2 separate regions of the Homo sapiens genome follow, and region 2 is linked to region 1. A link is an interaction called in ENCODE POLR2A ChIA-PET data of the cell type or tissue named here. Cell type or tissue: MCF 10A. All regions are shown on one strand. Links, peaks and the distances in the headings refer to the core of each region. The heading gives the core; the rest is flanking DNA.

The links. Peaks named below come from ENCODE experiments on the same cell type or tissue, not always from the same donor. Only the 100,000 strongest peaks of a DNase experiment are listed, where the experiment ranks them.
Region 2: POLR2A ChIA-PET joins it to region 1 with 5 read pairs; 3 of 35 experiments call an interaction of 5 or more read pairs at or near these places.

What each region holds. Positions count from the first base shown.
Region 1 is chr9:114,359,881-114,368,046 of GRCh38, forward strand. AKNA (AT-hook transcription factor) reads right to left here. Exons shown (of 22, transcript NM_001317950.2): 6 at 7,663-7,817; 7 at 4,680-4,739; 8 at 2,526-2,653; 9 at 1,824-2,031; 10 at 16-182. Among named protein-coding and RNA genes, the nearest start is that of AKNA, 24 kb to the right of the region's middle. RefSeq lists enhancers at 6,975-7,034, 7,055-7,144, 7,252-8,166, 7,672-7,971. In MCF 10A, for the core only: no CTCF peak of the experiment used is centred there; DNase peaks (open chromatin) are centred at 4,441 and 4,801.
Region 2 is chr9:114,670,561-114,678,726 of GRCh38, forward strand. It overlaps TEX48 (testis expressed 48), which reads right to left. Exons shown (of 5, transcript NM_001199233.2): 2 at 1,160-1,267; 3 at 823-945. The coding sequence starts at 1,163. Among named protein-coding and RNA genes, the nearest start is that of TEX48, 7.5 kb to the right of the region's middle. In MCF 10A, for the core only: no CTCF peak of the experiment used is centred there; no DNase peak of the experiment used is centred there.

The DNA of each region.
Region 1 (8,166 bases), core at 2,131-6,130:
CCAGGTGGCACTCACCGCTCCATGAGGCCATGGTAAACTTGCTCCATCTGCAGCTCCTTGTGCCTGAGTCGGGCCAGGGGGTCCTGTGGCCTGTCCTCCACCTCACTGTTGCCAGAGCTCACCTCCACATTTACGTGCAATGGGCAGGGGCCAGTGCTGGCGGCGGCAGTGGTGGTAGCAGGCTGGGGTCAGAAAGATGGACAGACAGAGATTCAGCAGATAGTTAAACACCACTTTTAAGCACTTACCTCCTGCCAGGCTCGAGCTGTGGGCTGCGGGGTAAGAAGCACATTAGACTCACTAAGCCCACCACCCTTTTATGTATGTGTAAACTATGGAGACTGGGCTGTGTGGTCTTCGATACTGGCTGCCATGAATTGAGCACCTGCTGTGTGCCAGGCACCATACAGATACCATGTCACAACAATCCCACCAGTACCTACGATTATTACAAACCATTTTATAGACAGGTAACTCACGCTCAAATGATTTGCCCAAAGTCAACAGAAACAAGGAGCAGAGTTGAGATTTAAACCTAGATTTCCTGCCAGAGTTAACTCTCCTGACCCCCATCCATTCCAGCATGGCCACCCCAGCCCCCTGCAATACCTTCAACTGCAGGAGCATGAGGGTCCCTTAAGATATTGTACTCAGGTTTTCTCCCCATTCAAGTGTGTAGTGGCACCTGGTAGAGTTTTCCTACCCTCTAGGCCAGAGCACAGCACAAGATTTTCCCCAAACCATAGGGCCAGCATGACCTCAGCTGTCAGGGATGTCCTACCAGTGTCCCACCCTACCCAGCATGCCAGGCTCTCTTTCCTGCTCCCATCCTCAACAGACAAGTCTTTGCAGCACAGGCAACAGGAGTTGGGAGGCATAGAGACCCCACTACTGTCATCTGTGTGAACGCACTACACTCAATTTGCTCGCCTGCAAAACGGAGATAGTGATTGTCTCTCAAGGGGTTGTGGTGTGGGCCAGACAGCCTTCTACAAAGCCCCTTTTGTGTAGGGCTCTTGTCTAGGTTTCACCCCATTATCCATGCAGTACTACAAGCTAGAAACCTGGAGCCATCCGTGTCTCCCTTCCTCCCTCTCACGGCCACTCCAAGTCCACTCAAACATACCTTCCCAACCTCTCTTAAGTCCACACATGCTTCTCCATTTGCCCTGCCACCTCCCCAGCCTCAGACTGGCCTACCCACAAGTCATCTTATGTCATCCCCTGCCAGAAAATCCAGCAGAGTTTAAGGCCATGCTCTCTACGTGACCCACAAGCCCCTACATCATGGGGCCCCTGCCTGCCTCTCCAGCCACATCTCAGACTATTTTTCCTTTCTCTTCCCATACTCTAGCCACAGGGCCTTTGCACAAGCTGTTTTCCCTGCTGGATGGGTTTTCTCTTTCTGTCTCTAGTAATTCCTACTTAGTCTCAGGTCTCATTTAAACATGACTTCTTCAGGGAAAGCTTCTCTGACCTCCTCCTCAAACTCAGTCATGTTACTCCTGCTACTCTCACAGAACCCCATAATTCTCCTTCAGTGCACTGACCAAAATTATAACTAAATCACTGTAACCAGTTCAACTCTACAGAAAACTCTGTGAAGGTAGACGCCACCTTCCCTGCCACCTCCCATCCCACTGAATCCCTACCATGTGTCATGGTACATGGCACACACTTCATAAATATGTAATATTTACATATTTGGCACACACTGGCATATGGCACACACTTCATAAATATGTAATACGTATTGAAGAAATGAATTAACGAAGAAATGAATGCACGAGGGAACAGCCCAATATGGTTGAGCCAAGAGGTACCTCAGGGCAGGAGGTCTTGATGGCTGGCATGGGGGCTTGTCCAGAAGGAGCAGGCAGGTGCGTTGGCTGATGGAGGCAGGGCAGGGCTGGGGTGCTGTCCAGAGCTGAGTCTGACCCGGGCGGCTCAGGCTCTTGCTGGGTCTGGTCTATGTGTTCCTTCAGCTCTTCCAGGCAGCTTCCCAGACGGTATATCTCTGCCTCCAGCTCCCTGGAATGCAGAAACATTACCACCAGGAGCCCAAGATGGCAGCTACATCAGGCAGGTCCAGGAACAGAGTATCAGAGCAGAGACTCCAGGGGATGCCCCCTTAGGGTCCATTTAATATCAGCCTTTAGATGATGGTGAGAACTCAAAATAAGCAAGATGAAAGAAGGTTCCATTGGGAATCAGGAGGTCTCAGCCCAAGTCCCCTCTGCCATCCACAGGCTGTGGGACATTAGAGAAATCCCACCCCCATCTAGCCTCAGTTTCCCCATCATCCAATAAGGGTTTCAAGGCATCTTCTCAGCACGTGGGTCCAAAGGGACTCAAATCACAGCTTTTGATCGTGCCACCATTTGGATATGTATACTAATTAGGATAAGATTTCTCTCTATTCCCCGTGTACAAATTATAAGGACAAAGTGCCTCCCTCCTGGAGACTGAGGGACCCCAGGGGCCCATCCCATCTGTCCTTCCAGGCCTTCCACCCCAGCAGGTACCTGCGAGGATCAAATCTTCCAGGCGTCCCCTTGGAGCCGGCAAGCGGCTGGGCAGGGTGTTGCTCCCGACAAGCCTTCAGGTACTCCTCCTCTAGGGCCGCGTGGGCAGCCTTCAGCCGCTGGAAGCCCTGAAACCAGACCAGGCCAGGAAGACTTGAGTGCTCAGTCCCCGCGGGGCCTGTCCCTGAAGACACAGTGGATGAGACAGCTTGCGGGAGGCCATGGGATGCACCTGGGCCCCTGGGTTCATGCAAGATACAGGCTGAGGTTGAGATCTCTGGAGGCTGCCTGCCCTGGAGAGCTGCCGTGGTCAAGCTCTCTGCCATCAGGCTGGCACAACAGAGACACAACTCAGAGACTTGGCACCAGCTCCAGAGGGCACCAGCCCTTCCTGCATAGACTTACAAGGACCCCAATGTACCACAAACTGTCATAGCTGTCACAGTGTCAAATACACTCTCACTATTATCTCCATAAGGACCCTTTACATGAGAGACTCTGGATCCTCATTCTTGATTTGCAAAACTGTGGGCTTCAGAAAATTAGCCACTCTTTCCCCAAATCCTTATAGACTATCGACACCGATAATGTTATCATCACCATCACATTATTGAGAATGTTTACTGAGCATTGAGGCTCTGGGCTAAAGCACTTTGCATTTATTTAATCTTCAATATAATCATAATGAGAGGGGTGATTTATCATCTTCATTTAAAAAGGATGAAACTGAGGCACAGGGAGGTCACTTAAGTTGATGAAGGTCATGGAGTGAGTGAGTTGTAGAGACAGGATGTGGGCCCAGGCCCTCTGGCCCCAGAGCTCATGGTCCTAGCAATTCTGCTAGGCTCCCATAGGAGGATCACAGGTAATACATGGCTAAAGCTGCAGGAATTGGGGTTGGTATCACTGTCTTACTACCATCCACATCCCACTCAACTCTGAGGAGAGACAGAAGCCAAGCACAACCTAAAACCCATTCCCTGGTCACATCTAATCTTCTGACAGCTCTCAACTTCCCTGTATATGGGGGGATTAGAACAGAGAGCAAAAAAATGAATGGTTTTAGTTTATAAGGTCCTTGGTCATCCACTGGATGATATTACATGATACATATGACACATTTTGTGATTGGAAAATGTACATGACATCTATGTAACCACACAGGAAATATCCTGCCATAACATTTTTTTAGAAACTAGGTGTTTTGAATTTGCCTCTCCAGACCTTCTCTCAGCTCCTCTCCCACCCTGCTCTGTGCTTTGAGCATCAGGGCTGTCTACCTGCTGGCTTCTGGTTGGGTCTGTCTAGTGGGAGGGACCTATGAGAGATCACAGGGTGGGAAGAGAGAGACTTGAGAGTGGGCACAGCTCCCGGCTAATGCTACTACCCGGGGATTCCTCAGTCTTTGTTGGGTCCCCTGATGCTGCCCACACCTTTGCTGACAGTTCTCTCCTTTGACGCCTACACTCCCAGACTTGAGAGCCCCACCTGTCCCTTAATGGGACCCTGGCTGATGCAGCAGGAATCTAAATTGTATTTATGACCACCGTTATCTAAAACTCCAAATTCCAAAGGATATACACCAATAGGACTCTATAAAGGGTCTCCCCTCCAGCCCCCACTTTTTTTAACAGGGTTTCCAAACTTTTGGCAACTATTTTGTAATTTTGTTTAAAGGCGATAAAAAAGAAAAGGCCTTTTTCTGCTTGCTGAGAGGCAGGATAATTTGTGGAAAGTAGTGCAGGGCAGTGATTATGACCCTGGATTTGAAAGAGAGACAGACCTGGCTCCAGGTTCTCCTGCCTACTAGCTGTGGGGCCTTTGAGTCACCCCTCTGAGCTTCAGTTCCATCCTGGTTAAATGAGGGTGATAAATGTAACTGCTTCACTGGGTTTTGATGATGACCAAATAAAATAACATACTCTAGGGTTTACCACAGTCCCTGTACACAACCATCCTTGCTTAATAATGGGTAACTATTGTGAAATAATGATCGTTATCATGGGAAGCTACTCAGGAACTGTTTGCTCTAAAAGAGACCCTGTGTCTGGGATTCTCTTTTCTGTCTTGCAGCAAAGAAGGCTTCAGAGACAGAGTCATGGGAGACAGTGGTTGTCTGGCAGTTCCATGGGTGGCTCCTGAATTGGGCAGTACCTTGACTTGGTCCTGGGGCATGAGACGTCCTGCCTGTATCAGTCTTTCAAAGGACTCCACCTGGACATTGGGAGGGGAAGGAAATATGCTCCATTAATCCAGTCCTGTAGACTCCCACACCCAGCCACATCTATGCCTTGGTAAGAGGAGCTGGGTCCGTCCTCAGGATGTGGGGTTTCTGCCAAGCATGGAGACGTGGGTGCTGGGAACAGCTTCTACCACCAGCCCCAGGCATGGTAGCCTTGAGAAAAATTGAAGTGAAACCTGCAGGAATTTACTGACAACAAAGCAAGTCACTCATGTGCATCAAGACTAATGAGTCAGGATATTTACTGCAGCATGAACAGTAGGGAGGGGACAAGAAATTGCCTAAATGCCTGTCGGTGGAATAGTATTCAGCCATCAACAAGAGGAAGGCACACGTGTATGTTCTGAGCTATTAATGCCTCCAAGACCTATTTTTCAGTGTCAAATCAAGGTACAGGGCAATGTTTACGGTATGCTACCATCTGTATAGAATATGTGGAGAGTAAAAAGGAAAACGATAAATACATTGCTTATATACGATATACTATCTCTAGAGGAATTCAAGAAACTAAAATATGAATTGCTTCTGGGAAGGAGAACTGGGTGGCTGGAAGACAGGAATGAGAAGTAGATTTTTCTACTACATGTCCTTTGCATCCTTTGAAATCTGAACAATGTGAATTCGTTGCCTACCCAAAAATAAATATTCAAATTTAAGACTTCAAAAAGTCAAGGTACAGTAGCTTATGCAGCCATTTCTATAAATGCAAGTGTGTGCATTGAACATTTTTGCATGGGTTGGAGGAAAGATTTAGTTTTTGCTCAATATGCCCTCTGTACTGTGCAAAGGTCCTTATCATGGGCATCTATTACCTGCTCAAAAAAGTTTAATTACAAAAAAAGGCAAGGGATGATGTAAGGTTCGGTTTTAAGAAAGCTCTAGATCAGTGTGAAATATAGAAATGTATATTATATAATCATATTACATAATTTTATAATATATAAAATAGAACTATAATGTGAGCTACACCATCTATAATTTTCTCATAGCCACATTGAGAATGTAAAAAGAAACAGGTAAAATTAATTTTTATATTTTATTTAGCCCCAAATATCATTTCAACATGTAATCAATACTAAAAAAATAGGGAGACACTTTATATTTCTAAGTCTCTGAAATCTGGCATGTGTTTCATACCCACAGCACGTCTCAATTCAGAGCAGCCCATGTCAAGTACTCAACAGTCACATGTGGCCAGCAGCTTCTGAATTGGACCGTGCAGCACTAGACATGAGGGGTCAGCTAAGGCCCCAGCTCCTGCTCAGTGTGATGATTTGACATTGCTTTATTTTGTGGACAACATATAGGACGAAGAAGAAATGTGTCTCCGGCTACGGAACCAAGAATGGTGGTGGCAAAAGGAAACGAAGCCTGTAATCCCAGCACTTTGGGAGGCCGAGGCAGGCATATCACCTGAGGTCAGGAGCTCAAGACCAGCCTGGCCAACATGGTGAAACCCCATCTCTACTAAAAATACAAAAATTAGCCAGGCATGGTGGCGCGTGCCTGTAATCTCAGCTTCTAGGGAGGCTTGAGGCAGGAGAATTGCTTGAACCCGGGAAGCGGAGGTTGCAGTGAGCCAAGACTGCACCACTGCACTCCAGCCTGGGCAACAGAGTGAGACTCTGTCTCAAAAAAAAAAAAAAAGAAGAAAAGAAATGAAGTACTTGTATGTGCTACTCCAACAAGGATTAACTTTGAAAACATCATGGTAAGTGACAGATGTCAGACACAGGACAAATATTGCGTGAATCTATTGCTATGAGACATCCACAATAGGCAAGCCTATAAAGACAGGAAGCAGAAGAGCAGCCGACGGAGGCTGGGGAAAGAGGGGATGGGGAGTGACTGCCTAATACAGATGAGGTTTCTTAGTGCGTGATGAAAATGTTCTAAAACTGACTGTGGTGATAGTGGCAGAACTGCAAATATACTAAAAACCGCTGAAGCAAGCAAACACTTTAAATGAGTCAACCGCATGGTATGTGAATTATATTTCAGTAAAGCAAGGGAAAGAAGGAGAGATGGGAGGGGAGGGAAGAGGAGAGGAGGGGAGGGGAGGAGAGAAGAGAAGAGGAGAGGGGAAGGGAGAGGAGAGGAGAGGAGGGAAGGGAAGGGAAGAATAAAATGGTGGTGCTTCTGAAAGAATTTGTTTTATGGGCATGGTAGTGCATGTAACTATTGCATTTCTCTTTTGGCATTGGCAACTAGGAAGCTCAAAGCTAAATGTGTGACTCTAATGTGCTTAGGGTCCAACAGAACATTTTATTTACTCACTCCACGTATTTTATTTTTTTCTACCCTTACTTCCTCTCTGCCCCAGTTTTCTCACTTCTGTTTTCAGAATGTGGCTAAAACGTATGTATTTTCATAAGGTGCTTTAAACCACTTCTGGAATAAAGCCAATGTACAGTTATAAACAGACCTGCAAACAATTCACGGTTACTTGGACTGTTTCATGAAGATACGAAGACCCTTGAGAAGTAACTAGGAATTGATTTATTTAATAAAATGAACTAAGAAAGTGAGGCAACTTATCCTGAAGAGGAAAAGGTAGAGTGGAGATTCTGTTACCCTTCCAGAATCCTGAAAGAGCTCAGAGTTTCCCGGGAGCCAGCCTAGAGACACTTCCAAGCACAAGTGGAGGGATTTGGATGAGATGCATTGCCAAAAAGGGGGGTGAGACCTAGCACTGGTGACAAGGAGGAGGCTGGAGCTGTGTGGCCTCTAAAACCAGGGAGGGGCTCATGTTTTGGGGATGGCTGAGTTAACTCGGTGCAGAGGCAGGGGAATGACAAGTGAGACTCCCAGAGTGCCTCTCACCCAAGCAGGCAGAGGTTCTGTGTTCTCCAGGTGAGTTAAGTCTCTCGGGGGCAAAGCTGGGAGTCCACTCACCTTGGCCAGGAACTGGCTGGCCTGAGAAGCCAGTGCCTGGGTCTGCTCTGCTGAGGACTGGTCCTCAGAGATGTCCCGGTTCTCCGGAAGCCACCCCAGGGTGGGCATGCTGGTAAGCGAGGAGGGGCTCAAGTCTCCTCGAGCTGATGGCCACCCTGGAATACACAACTGCTGAAAGCTGGGGCCAAGAACAGTCCTTCCAGGAGCTGAAGGACTGAGGCTGAACGTCAAAGCCACCACCTCCATCATCAAGTTATAGCTCAGTCACCATGTGCGATCTTCACATCAGCCCCAGGAAGTGGGCTGGGTAGAACATTGTCCCCCATTTACAAGGGAGAACAAGGTCCAGATCTGCCCCAGGCCACATGGTTGGCTGGAGCAGAGCTACGCTAGGCCTCTGGGTTCCCAGTCAACAGCGTGGGCTCTCACACAGGGAGACGTGAGTTCCAATCCAGACACTTCCCCTCCATAGCTGTATGAACTTCAGCGTGTCCTCACCTCTCC
Region 2 (8,166 bases), core at 2,363-6,362, 310 kb after region 1:
ATCTTCAAGAAGGTTTTGATTACAAACTGAAGGCCAGGGTGACTTCTCTGTCTCTCTCTCTTCCCTTGACATGGTAGCCTAGGAAGTCTCATATTCCAGAGGCTCTGGCTAAAGATTTAAAGGGGGGTGGCTGGTTTGTACTAGACTTTGTGCAAGCAAGAAATACATTTTTATTTTGTAAACCATTGAGATTTCAAGGCTTATTTGTTTCAGCAGCAGAACATACTCTATCCTGATCAATACCTATATATTTTTTCTGCATGTTGAGTGCCTACTCTGTGCCAGACCCTGAGCTAGATGCTTATTTATATTGCCTCACAATAATAATGTATTGTGAATATCCCTGTTTTAGAGGCAAGGACAGTGAGACTCAGGGAGGTCAAGAGACTTGCCCAATTTCTGTGGCAGAGCTGAGGTTTGAACTAACATGTATTGCCCCCAAAACAGGGATCTTAACCACTATTTTTATAGTCTTTAATCCAGTGCTTCTCAAACTATCATGTACATTCAAATTTACCTGGAGATCCTGTTAAAGTGCCAGTTCTGATTCAGTAGTTCCAGAGCGGGGTCTGAAAATGCATTTCTAACAAGCTCCCAAGTGATGCCAATATTGCTGGCCCATAGACTACACTTTAAGCACAAGAGTTTAAGCTCTCTTGTTTATTGGTTTGAGTACTTAGCCATCCAACACCCACCTCATTTTAAATTGGAATTATCACTCAGTGATAGTGATGAAGGCAGTTTGGGGGTATCCCAGCAGGCAGAGAGTGAGCAAAGTGAGGTTTAGAGAGGCCATGCAGAGTGTCCTTATCTGATACCTACTTTGGGTCGATGGCTTGTGCTCCTGGGTTTGACTGGGAACCTTGGAGTCATTGATGGCATAGGGCTCCTGACAGTCCCTGCAGCATAAACAGAAGATCTTCAAGATCAGGTTTTGGTGGGCTGCTGTTGGAGGCAAAGGAATGAGGGGCATGGGTTCCGGAATCTGAATTCCAGATGCCTATTGGAAATTGACTGTGGTGGGGGTATCATTGGGTCAGCCTCTCCCAAGGCATTAATATAATACTCCTCCCCTCTCCCAAATCTTCTGTAGCTTCCCATGGCCAGCAGATCCTTCTGCCTAGGCCATTTTTTCCTATTCTGTACAAAGTTTTCTTACCCATGGAAAGGAGTTGAAACTTCTACTCTGCCAGCTTTGTCTGCAGGGGTGCCTTGTTGAATCAGCCAGTCTTGAGTTTGAGCCCAGTTCACTGGGCTGGGCTGTTTCCTAAGTAAACATAAGACCGTGGCTGAAAAATGCTAGTCCTTCACCTGTGTTCACACTCCAGATAGGATCTAATGACAGCAAAATCCCACCTCATGCAGACATGCACATAAACATGCTCAGGTTTCAGATAGCTCTGTGTCCTACCCCATGAACAGGTGCATGTTCTTAGGTGGATTCTTTACCCTTTTTGAACTTCACTTTTATCACTTGAAAAATGAGAATAGCAGTGCCTACTTTGCAGGAGTAAAGACTCATATATATGAAAAGTAGCTCCTGTGAAGCTAGGTATATGGTAAGTGCTCAATCAATGGTCATTCCATTTTCCTCCCTTCTCTTTATGTAGCTCACTGGCTTCCAATGATCCCAGCTGGTCCAGGTCCTATGGAAAGGAAGCATATGGACTTGTAGGTTTAAATTCTGGTTTTGCCACTAATTTGCTGGAGGGCTTTGGGTAGGTCCATGCTTTTTTCTGTGTCTCAGGCTCCTCGTCAGTAGTAAGAAGTTAGGCTGGATGATCTCCTCAAGGATCTTTCTAGTTTTGAAGGTCCAGGATTATAAGGCCTTGCTTTAGTCCCAGATCCCTTTATTTGTGTATCAAGTTTTTAGATCTCTGGATACATTCTGTTCTCACTCCCCTTCTTGTGGCAAAACCCTCTTTAAAAGGAAATTCTTATCATGGTATTGTTTAGGCGTCCCTCACAATACCTAATTCACTTCGCTTTGTGAGTTTTGCCTTCATTATAGGCACTTGAGTCCCATTTTCTCTACTGCCATACCCTGGCCTAAGCCACCATCATCTCTTGCCTGAATTCCTGCGATAGCTTCCTGACTGGTCTCCTTATTTCTCTTACCCTGAACTTCCTCCATAATTAATACAAAAGTTGGGGTAGTTCTGTTAAAATATATCATGTCACTCTTCAGCTCAAAACTTCCAAGGATAGGAAAAAATGGGTATAGTAGATGGAGCGATATAATATGGAAGGAAGAAATGGAAACTCAAATAGAATCAAATAGAAATTCTAGTTCTATAAAAACCAGTATCTGAAGAAAATATGTATTGGGTAGGGTTAACAACAGATTGGACAAAGCAAAAGCAATGATCAGTAAACTTGCGAAAAGGTCAATAGAAATTATCCAAACTGAAACAGGGAAAGCAAAAAAGATTTTAAAAGGATGAAGAGTACCCCACTGACCTTGCGGGATGCTACCAAGCTGTATAACATACGCGCGTTACTGGACTCTCAGAAGGACGAAGGGCAGAAAAAATATTTGGCAATAGTGGCTGAAAAGTTACTAAATTTGATGGAAAGCATCAACATAAGTATTCAGTGAGCACCAAACATGAAAAACAAAAAATCACAACGACCGGGCGCGGTGGCTCATGCCTGTAATCTCAGCACTTTGGGAGGCCGAGGCTGGCAGATCACCTGAGGTCAGGAGTTCGAGACCAGCCTGACCAACATGGAGAAACCCCGTCTCTGCTAAAAATACAAAACTAGCTGGGTGTGTGGCACATGCCTGTAATCCCAGCTACTCAGGAGGCTGAGGCAGGAGAATCGCTTGAACCCTGGAGGCGGAGGTTGTGGTGAGCCGAGATCACGCCATTGCACTCCAGCCTGGGCAAGAAGAATAAAACTCTGTCTCAAAAAAAAAAAAAGAAAAGAAAAGAAAATCACACCTAGGCACATTTTAGTCAAATGGCTAAAAAGTAAAGAACAGGCTCTTAAAACAACTGGAATAAATAAACATGAAAGAAAGAAACTGTAAACCTTTCACTTCATATTCCATGAAAATATCCTTCAATAATTAAGGCAAAATGAAGACATTATAAGATAAACAAAAATAGAGAGAATTTGTCTTTAGAAGGCCCAGGCTGTAAAAAATGCTAAGATCGAAGGAAAATGATACCAGATGGAAATTCACATTTACAGAAAGGGATGAATAGGATAAGAAATAGCAAATATGTGGGGGTAAATGCAAACTTTTTTTTTTTTTTGAGACAGAGTTTTACTCTGTCACCCAGGCTGGAGTACAGTGGCGTGATCACAGCTCACTGCAGCCTCAAACTCCTGGGCTCAAGTGATCCTCCTGCTTCAGCCTCCCCAGTAGCTGGGACTACAGGTGTGCACCACCACACCTGGCTAACTTTTGTATTTTTTGTAGAGACGTGGTCTCCCTATATAGCCCAGGCTGGCCTTGAACTCCTGGGCTCAAGTGATCCTCCCACATTGGCCTCAAAAGGTGCTGGGATTACAGGAGTGAGTCACCGCGCCTGGCCAGAAAGATTTTTTCTCTTTCTTTTCTCCAAAATTCAGTGGTTTTGCATATTCCTCAGAAGAAAAACCAAAGTTCTCACCTGGGTCTTAAGATACTCTGTAATCTAATCATCCTTCTTCCCTCCTGTCCACCCACAACCCTCATCACCAACTCTGTCTTCAATTCCTCCAATTCCCCAATTCCATTTGCCCCCCCTGCTGAGTTTTAAAACACAGCAAGCTCCCAACTCAACAATTTGTGCTTGTTTTACTCTCTGCCTGGAATTCAGTTCTCTTAGATAACAACATTCTGTCATTACCTTCAAGTCTTTGCTTCACCTTTTCTAGTGAGACTTTCTCTGTTGTATTTAACATTATAACCCCCTTGCCCAGCACCCCAGCACTTCCTAATCTCTTCCTTGTTTACTTTTCAAACATTTTCTCTTTCTTTTTTCTTCTTTCTTTCTCTCTTTTTCTTCTTTTTTTCTTTTCTTTCTTTTTTTCTCTTTTCTCTTTTTCTTTCCTTCCTTCCTTCCTTCCTTCCTTCCTTCCTTCCTTCCTTCCTTCCTTCCTTCCTTCCTTCCTTCTTTCCTTCTCTCTTGCTCTCACTCTCTTTCTTGACAGGGTCTAGCTCTATGCTCAGGCTGGAGTGCAGTGGCACAATCATGGTTCACTGCAGCCTTGAACTTCTGGGCTCCTCCTGCCTCAGCCTCCTGAGTAGCTGGGACTACAGGTGCATGCCACCATGTCCAGCAAATTCTTTTTTTTTTTTTTTTTTAAGAGAAGGGGTCTCACTGTATTGCTCAGGCTGGTCTTGAAATCAAGTGATCCTCCCATGTTGGCCTCCCAAAGTGCTGGGGTTACAGGTGTGAGTCACCGTGCCCAGCTTCATTTCCTAACACTCTACATAATTTGCTAAATTACTGTGTTGAAGGTCTGCTTCTTCCCACTAAATTAGAAGTCACATGAGGTCATGGATTTTAGCTGTTTGGTTTACTGCTCTATTCTCAGTGTCTAGAGCAGTACCTAGTGCAGTGTGGGAAGTCAATAATTGTTTGTAGAATAAAAATTGAGGGTGTTTGTAGAATAAACTAGCATTTATTCTTGTCTTGAGTAAAAGCACTTGCAGGCCCTGGGGGCAGTAGAGAGGTGGGTGGTAGTTTTTGTGCCAGGAACATCACAAGCTGTAGGACACAGCTTACCTCATTCACATGCTAAGCTTACTCTGATGGTTTCATGAGTCAATTTTAGTTCTGCTCTCTGTTTACTGGTTGGGACTATTTTTCTTCCCTGTCCACTGCAAAGCATATCTATCTTCTTCCCATGTTCCCTATTTCGTGGGATGATCCTATTATTCACTCTGTCTCTAGAGTCAGAAGCCTGCCAGCCTCCTGCCATCTGCTCGTGTTCATCAGTCTTTGAACTTTACTTTCCAAATATCTCTTCAGTCTGTCTGCCCAGCCAATCCTTTGCCATTTCCTTCACCGTAGTGTAAGCCACCATCACTTCTCACCTGGACCACTGCTTAAACTTTCTCATTGGTTTGTTTGCCTCCACCTAAAGCTAGAGTTATCTGGTAGACATGTAAATCCTATCTCTCTTCTGCCCCAACAACCCTCTGCCCCACCAAGGGGGTCCCCAAGTCTGCAGATCCAACTCCTTTTGTGATCACCACTGTTATTCTCTTCATCCTCATCTTCTCTGGGTTGCACTCACCGCCCTACAGCCATAAGAGATGCTGTATAGGCAGCTTCCCCAATCACCTTTTACTGAATGGACCCTGTTCACATCCTGTTCCCTCTACCTGGGATGTTCTCACCTCAATCCTTGAGTCATCAAACTCCAGGATTCAGCTCAGGGGCTACAGGAAGGCATGGGATAAGTTAGGAGTCCCTCCCTTGTGCTCCCACAGCACTCCCCTGCTGGCCCACCATGTTTTCCTGTACACAGCCTGTTATTGTACAGTGACTGCCTAACTCATGGTAAATGCTTAATAAACACTTGTTGAAACGTTGTCTTGTAACTGCCTCTTGTTGACAGTCTGGATACTAGTTCATGAGCTTTTTCCTTTTTCTTTTTCTTTTCTTTTTTTATTTTTTGAGACAGGGTCTCACTCTGACACCCGTGCTGGACTGTAGTGGCACCATCAGGGCTCACTCCAGCCTCATCCTCCCAGGTGCAAGCGATTTCCCTGCCTCAGCCTCCTGAGTAGCTTGGACTACAGGCTCGCACTACCATGCCCGGTTATAGTTTTTTTGTTTTTGTTTTGGTAGAGATGGGATTTTGCCGTATTGCCCAGGCTTATCTCGAATTCCTTAGCTCAAGAGATCTCCTGCCTCAGCCTCCAAAAGTGCTGGGTTATAGGCTTGAGACACTGAGCCCAGCCAAGCTTTTTTCTTTTTTTTTTCTTCATTTATTTCACATGTATTTACTGAAAACCTGCCATGTTCCAGGTACTGTTAGGTGCTGGAGATATAGCAGTGAACAAGACACAGGATAGACAAATGTCCATGGAAGCAGGGACAGTATTTTATTCACTTTTTTTTTTTTTTGAGATGGAGTCGCGCTCTGTTGCCCAGGCTGGAGTACAGTGGCGCAATCTTGTCTCACTTCGTGCTCCGCCTCCCGGGTTCACGCCATTCTCCTGCCTCAGCCTCCCGAGTAGCTGGGACTACAGGCACCTGCCACCACGCCTGGCTAATTTTTTGTATTTTTAGTAGAGACGGGGTTTCACTGTGTTAGCCAGGATGGTCTCGATCTCCTGACCTAGTGATCTGCCCATCTCGGCCTCCCAAAGTGCTGGGATTCCAGGCGTGAGCCACCGCGCCTGGCCTTTATTCACTTTTGTATCCTCAGCACTCAGCCCAGGGATGGGCACAGAATAGGTACTTTATACATATTTGTTGAATAAACACATGAACCTTCTCTGACTGTTGGAAAAAAACTATGCCAAACAGATCTCCTTCCTCCCTTCCACTAACTGATTTTTAACTTTCTGCACATAAGCTGTTCCTTGTGGTTAGATACGATGCGGGCTAGACACATACAGATGTCACCATTGTGTGGATTTTTTGGTCAAAGTGGGGGCACTCACTAGGTCCATTTAGCTCCAATCTCCAATAGTCTTTTGGATCTGCTGCCAGGTGAGGTGTTTTTGTTTGTTTGTTTGTTTTTTTGTTTTTCCCTAGACCTAGTGTCAGTGTCATGGGATTTTTTTTTTTTAACATGATTTTAGCTCTGATGTATTTCATTGAGTTCTCTTTAGTGGATTTATTTCATTTTCCTATAATTTATAAAGAAATAGAAATTTATACAGGCAGTTAGATCTTTTGTTTTGGAGATACACCATTTAGCAAATATCCTTGCCATTAATCTGCTTCGTATTCTGCTACTTGCTTTAGTTTCAGTTGTCTTCATCCACTTATAAAAATGCTTGCCTCACGGGGTTTGGCTTTGTTCCAGACTGCCTTGTGTATGTTGAATGTAGAAGGATGCACTTCATAAGAAAGGAATGGAAGCATAGCTCTGACAAGCCCCCACCATGAGTCAGCCCTGAGTGTCTGGAGTTTTACTGGAGTGGTAATTGATTTGTCTAGAAGAAATTGCTAAAACCTGGACTTGGGTCCCTCTAAACCTTTGTCAGCATGTGTTCTGTCTTGGTAAATCATAAAAGAAGGTCACTTTTTTTTTTTAGCTTATATTCGGGAGTCAGTAATTTTCAGGTTTTTGATCATGTGGCCTCTTTTAGGCTCTGCTTGGTCAAGAAATTCAAGACACTGCACAAGTAGAAACTGTTTATCAATTGTAGCGTGCTCTTTCCTGCTTGTCGTGGTCTCATCTGCATTAAGGTTGTTGCCTCTTCCTGGAAAAACTCCGTATATATACTCTCACTATAGGTACTCTCATGTATTTGTCTTAATAAATGGCAAAAGTTCACTAGATGACTTAGGATTACTGTAGCCATGATGACAAAGTTTTGATGTCAAAAATCAGATTTAAGAGGAGCTCTAGAGAAGAGAGAAGACAAAAATGCCAAACATAAATAGAAGGCTTCTTTGTCTGGAATGCTATGGCCTCAGGAAGAAAAAGATAAAAAAGACCTTACTCTTACTCAAACCTTCTGACACCTGTTTTCTTTGCTTCTGTCTTTCTCTCTCCACCCAACTTGATCTTTACTACCCACGTATACTCCTCTTACTCCTTCCCCTGGCTGCCCAAATAAACTTTTTCAGGGAGCATTTTTCTAGAGAAGAACAATCACATTGCACAACACCCACCTAAAACTTCTGCACTGAAGGTAGATCAAGAGAGGCCGAATTTAAACTCTGAGTAAGAGTTGAGTTGGGTAAAAATAGAATCTTCCCAAATTTCAGAACAAAAGAAAGTTTGTTTTGTATATCCTGTGTAATTCAGGATTCTGTTCGTTACTTATTGTCTTGGACTATCATATTTGTACCAATTAGTTCATTTCGTTGTTGACCTTTAGGCCAGGCACAGTGGCTCACACCTGTAATCCCAGCACTTTGGGAGGCTGAGACAGGAAGATTGCTTGAGTTTTGGAGTTTGAGACCAGCCTGGACAACATACCTCATCTCTACTAAAAATTAAAATTTAGCTGGGCATGGTGGTGTGCACTTGCACTTC